Linked DNA regions of Homo sapiens: region 2 is linked to region 1. A link is a loop called in an ENCODE intact Hi-C map of the cell type or tissue named here. Cell type or tissue: HepG2. All regions are shown on one strand. Each heading gives the region's core, and the rest is flanking DNA. Links, peaks and the distances in the headings are about the cores only.

Evidence for each region. Peaks named below come from ENCODE experiments on the same cell type or tissue, not always from the same donor. Only the 100,000 strongest peaks of a DNase experiment are listed, where the experiment ranks them.
Region 2: a loop joins it to region 1, with 4 times the contacts of the local background. A loop is called at or near these places in 2 of 110 quality-filtered maps.

The regions. Positions count from the first base shown.
Region 1 is chr11:93,529,077-93,531,885 of GRCh38, forward strand. The region is part of intron 1 of SMCO4 (single-pass membrane protein with coiled-coil domains 4); the gene reads right to left. Among named protein-coding and RNA genes, the nearest start is that of SMCO4, 13 kb to the right of the region's middle. In HepG2, for the core only: no CTCF peak of the experiment used is centred there; DNase peaks (open chromatin) are centred at 945, 1,295 and 2,155; H3K4me3 peaks cover 1,180 bases.
Region 2 is chr11:93,442,975-93,445,783 of GRCh38, forward strand. No RefSeq gene overlaps it. Among named protein-coding and RNA genes, the nearest start is that of SMCO4, 99 kb to the right of the region's middle. RefSeq lists an enhancer at 1,410-1,982. In HepG2, for the core only: no CTCF peak of the experiment used is centred there; a DNase peak (open chromatin) is centred at 1,767.

The DNA of each region.
Region 1 (2,809 bases), core at 223-2,722:
GAAGCAAAGCCTGCCTCCACAGATTCTGAAGGAACACTACCTGAGTCAAAACTTCCTGTAGCACTCTGGCAGAGAAAGGCTGTGCAATTTAAAAGGCAGTTCCTCTAAGGAAGCTCTTTTGATGTGCTAAGGAAAGAACACCCTAAAAATAACTTCTGGAATTACACACTCACAAAACACATTTGTAACACTCACTTTTCTAGCTAGGAATCATCTTCACAACTTTCATTTTGGATGGGTGTGTTTTGTTTGGGAGGAAGGAGGGGCCCCAAAGGCAACTCCTGAAACACTACGGAAGAGCAGCTGCTCCTGGCACTGGAGAATTCTATTTTCATCTCCACTTACACATAATTATCTTCTAAAGCGATGCTCCCCAGAGGGGTCACAATGACATCGGCCTCCCAGATAACCTCCCCAAGCAGGCTGCTTCTGGCACTATCTTGGTAAGTGGAGGCAGGAGAGTCTGAAATCAGGCCCCCGCACAGCCCAGAGAGAGTCTGAAATCAGGCCCCCATATAGCCCACTTCCCCCGAGCCCTCATTACACAAGGGCCAGGCCCCTTCCTTTGGAGGCAAAAAGGAAATTAAATGTCAACCAAATAAGGATATTTCCCTTTAACTCCAAGGCCAAGGAATCTGAAGTAGTGATTCCCCCAGTAACTGGGCAAACTGAACCGACGACACAGGCCACAGACCAGCAGGCCAGGCCCGCTGAGGGCCAGCCTCCGCCTGGAGTTCCTTCTTCTTTTTAATGACCAATACTCAGATTGCAGGCTGAAGTGTTTTTATGACAAATAAGAACAACAATGTGTGAACACTTTGTAGGCCAGTAACAAGGCTGGCAGCAGAGGGCCCTGGGCCCACGTACCAAGACCACACAGCCATCTACTCACTGTCTCCAAAGGTCCTCTTGGATGTTCCTCCCTGTCCCACATTTTCAAGGCCAAATGTGGCCTGCTGACCAGGAGAGCTGACTCAACTCTTTTCACAGCATAGTGATTTTATACACAGAAGAATCCTGGAAGCCCAGAAGAATCCACATAGCTTGCACACTGACCTTGGCATTTTCTAAATCTACCCAGGTTAAAGACCACCTGAATGGCAGGCATGGCGTTCACCAGGCAGGCCCAAGGCTGAAGGGGTCGTGGGGGGAAGAGCCCACCAGTTCACACGTGTGAGGCCCTGCAGCTCACAGCAGGGCAGCTAAGCACACAGTTTCCTAGCAATTCCTGCCACCACAGCCTTGTCTGTTTGCTCTCTCTTCTTCGTGTTTGTGGTTTATGTGTGGGTGGGTGGGTAGGTGAAAAGCATACAGAAAGGAAAGGGTGGTGGATCAAGGGTCAGTACAGCACTAACATTTTTTAAAAACCTGCCTAGAAACAGCTGCTGCAAAATATCTAGGCACACACACAGCTCAGCTACATCCATCTGAACTTAGAAAAGTCCTCAATGAGCTGGCCCACACTACCTGCTTTCATTCATGCTCACAGGCACAACAGTGGCTCCCATCTTACTAGAACAAAGGCCACAGTCCACGCAAAGAAGGACCTCTTGATCCTCATCCTCTTCTTTACTCCCAACCTCTCCCTTTCCTCCCCTGACACAATGGACTCAAATTGTACTGTCCCTACACTTCAGGGCCTCTGCCTGTGCTGTCCCCTTCACACAGAATCCTCTTCCTCCACACAGCAGCTCCTCCCTCTCTCCCCCTTCTCCAGCCCCAAGTGCACACATTCCTTCTCAGCAAAGCCCTCCTTGACCACCTCACCTTCCCCTCTGCTGCGGGACTCTTCCACTTTTTCAGCAGTCACCAATATCTCACATACCACCTGGACAGAACAGAGTCCCAAAAAACTCATGTCCACCTGGAACCTCAGAATATGAGCTTATTTAGAAATAGGGTCTTTGCAGATATAATATTTTAAGATGAGTGTGATGGTTAATTTCATGTGTCAACTTGACTGGGCCATGGGTGCCCAGACTTTTGGCCAAAGATTATTCCTTGTATGTCTGTGAGGATGTTTTCTGGATACAATTAACATTTGAATGGGTAGACTGAATAAAGCAGAATGCCTTCCCTCATCTGGGTGGACTTCATCTAATCAAATGAAGATCTGAACAGAACAAACAGCCTGAGTAAGAGGGAATTCCTCTTGCAGTGTATGTAAGCTTGAGCTGGGACATTGGTCTTTTCTGCCTTTGGACTGACCTGAACTGAGAAACTGGCTCTTCCTGGGTCTCAAGCCTGCTGGCTTTTGGACTAGAACTTACACCATTGGCTCTTCTGGAACTCAAGGTCTCAGTACCTGGATTGGAACTGACACCATTGGCTCTCCTGGGTCTCAAGGCCTCAGTACTTGGATTGGAACTTACACCATTGGCTCTCTGGGGTCTCAAACTTGCTGACTGCAGCTCTTAGGACTTCTTAACCTTCATAAACATGTGAGCCAACACCTTATAATGAATCTCTTTATATACATACACATAACCCTATTGGTTCTGTTTCTCTGCAGAACTCTAACACAATGAGGTCATACTGATGCATAGTAATGTGCAGACAGGTAACACTAATTAATATATTGTACACTTAAAAATGGTTAAGATGGTAAATTTTATGGGGTTTTTTGCCACAGTTTTAAAAAAAGGCAGTTGTGAAAGGAAAATAAATCTTGGGGCCCCCAAATCACTAAGCTAAAGGGAAAAGTCAAGCTGGGAACTGCTTAGGCAAACCTGCCTCCCTTTCTTTTCAAAGTCGCCCCTCTGCTCCCTGAGATAAATGCATATCTGCTTGCTTCCTTTGGAGAGGCTAA
Region 2 (2,809 bases), core at 288-2,787, 86 kb before region 1:
TGGGTCTTGACTCTTTATCCAATTTGCCAGTCTGTGTCTTTTAATTGGGGCATTTAGCCCATTTACATTTAAGATTAATATTGTTATGTGTGAATTTGATCCTGTCATTATGATGTTTGCTGGTTATTCTGCCCATTAATTGATGCAGTTTCTTCATAGCGTCAATGGTTTTCACAATTTGGCATGTTTTTGCAGTGGCTGGTACCTGTTGTTCCTTTCCATGTTTAGTGCTTCCTTCAGGGGCTCTTGTAAGGCAAGCCTGGTGGTGACAAAATCTCTCAGCATTTGCTTGTCTGTAAAGGATTTTATTTCTCTTTCACTTATGAAGCTTAGTTTGGCTGGATATGAAATTTTGGGTTTGAAAAGTCTTTTCTATAAGAATGTTGAATATTGGCCCCCACTTTCTTCTGGCTTGCAGGGTTTCTGCTGAGAGATCCGCTGTTAGTCTTATGGGCTTCCCTTTGTGGGTAACCCGACCTTTCTCTCTGGCTGCCCTTAGCATTTTTTCCTTCATTTCAGCCTTGGTGAATCTGACAATTATGTGTCCTGGGGTTGCTCTTCTTGAGGAGCATCTTTGTGGTGTTCTCTGTATTTCCTGAATTTGAATGTTGGCCTGCCTTGCTAGATTGGGGAAGTTCTCCTGGATAATATCCTGAAGAATGTTTTCTAACTTGGATCCATTCTCCCTGTTACTTTCAGGAACACCAATCAAATGTAGATTTGGTCTTTTCACATAGTCCCATATTTCCTGGAGGCTTTGTTCGTTTCTTTTCACTCTTTTTTCTCTAATCCTGTCTTCTCGCTTTATTTCATTAATTTGACCTTTGATCACTGATATCCTTTCTTCCACTTGATCGAGTCGGCTGTTAAAGCTTGTGCATGCATCACGAAGTTCTCATGCTGTGGTTTTCACCTCCATCAGGTCATTTAAGTTCTTCTCTACACTGTTTATTCTAGTTAGCCATTTGTCTAACCTTTTTTCAAGGTTTTTAACTTCCTTGCAGTGGGTTAGAACATGCTCCTTTAGCTTGGAGAAGTTTGTTATTACCGACCTTCTGAAGCCTACTTCTGTCAACTTGTCAAACTCATTCTCTGTCCAGTTTTGTTCCTTTGCTGGCGAGGAGCTGCAATCCTTTGGAGGAAAAGAGGTGCTCCAGTTTTTGGAATTTTCAGCTTTTCTGCTCTGATTTCTCCCCATCTTCGTGGTTTTATCTACCTTTGGTCCTTGATGTTGGTGACCTACAGATGGGGTTTTGGTGTGGATGTGCTTTTTGTTGATGTTGATGCTATTCCTTTCTGTTTGTTAGTTTTCCTTCTAACAGTCGAGCCCCTCAGCTGCAGGTCTGTTGGATTTTGCTGGAGGTCCACTCCAGACCCTGTTTGCCTGGGTATCACCAGTGGAGGGTGCAGAACAGCAAATATTGCTGCCTGATCCTTCCCCTAGAAGCTTCATCCCAGAGGGGCACCTGCCTGTATGAGGTGTCTGTCGGCCCCAAGTGGGAGGTGTCCCCCAGTCAGGCTACACAGGGGTCAGGGACCCACTTGAGGAGGCAGTCTGTCCGTTTTCAGAGATCGAACACCATACTGAGAGAACCACTGCTCTCTTCAGAGCTGTCAGACAGGGACGTTTAGGTCAGCCGAGGCTGTCAGCTGCCTTTTGTTCTGATATGTCCTGCCCCTAGATGTGGAATCTAGAGAGGCAGTAGGCCTTGCTGAGCTGTGGTGGGCTCCGCCCAGTTTAAGCTTCCCAGCCTCTTTGTTTACACTGTGAGCATAAAACCACCTACTCAAGCCTCATCAATGGTGGACGCCCCTCCCCCCACCAAGCTGCAGCATCACAGGTCTACCTCAGACTGCTGCGCTAGCAGTGAGCAATGCTCTGTGGGCGTGGGAGCTGCCAAGCCAGGCAGGGGAGGGAATTTCTTGGTCTGCGGGTTGTGAAGACTGTGGGAAAGCGCAGTATTTGGGCAGGAGTTTACTGGGCAGGAGTTTACTGTTCTTCCAGGTACAGTCCCTCACAGCTTCCCTTGATTAGGAAAGGGAAATCCCCTGACCCCTTGCGCTTCCCAGGTGAGGCAACACCCCGCCCTGCTTCAGCTTGCCCTCCGTGAGCTGCACCTCCTGTCCAACCAGTCTCAATGAGATGAACCAGGTACCTCAGTTGTAAATGCAGAAATCACCAGTCTTCATCGATCTCGCTGGGTGCTGCAGACCGGAGCTGTTACTGTTTGGCCATCTTGGAAGCAACTTCTCGTTTCTTCTTTATAAGGCTGTAATCCCATTGATGAAGGTGTCTACCCTCATGATGTAATTACCTCCTAAAGGCCCAATTTCCTAATACCATCACAATGGAGGTTAAAATTTCAATACAGTCATGTATCACTTAATGACAGGGATATATTCTGAGAAATGTCTTGTTAGGCAATTACATTGTGCAAACATCATAGAGTGGACTTATACAAACCTAGATGGCACAACTACTACACACCTAGGCTATATGGCATAGCCTATTGCTCCTAGGCTACAAACTTGTACAGTGTGTTACTGTACTGAATGCTGTAGGTAATTTTAACACAATGGTAAGTATTTGTGTATCTAAATATAGAAAAGGTAGAGCAAAATATGGAATTATAATATGGGAACACCATCATACATTAGGTCCATTGAAATATTATTATGCAGTGCATGACTCTATAAATTTTAGGTGGGCACACACATTCTGTCCACAACACCTTCCCATAGGATTATTCATTTAAACTCGAAATGAGCCTGTGAGGTCACCAAGCCTGATATCCTTGTCCCTGGGAAT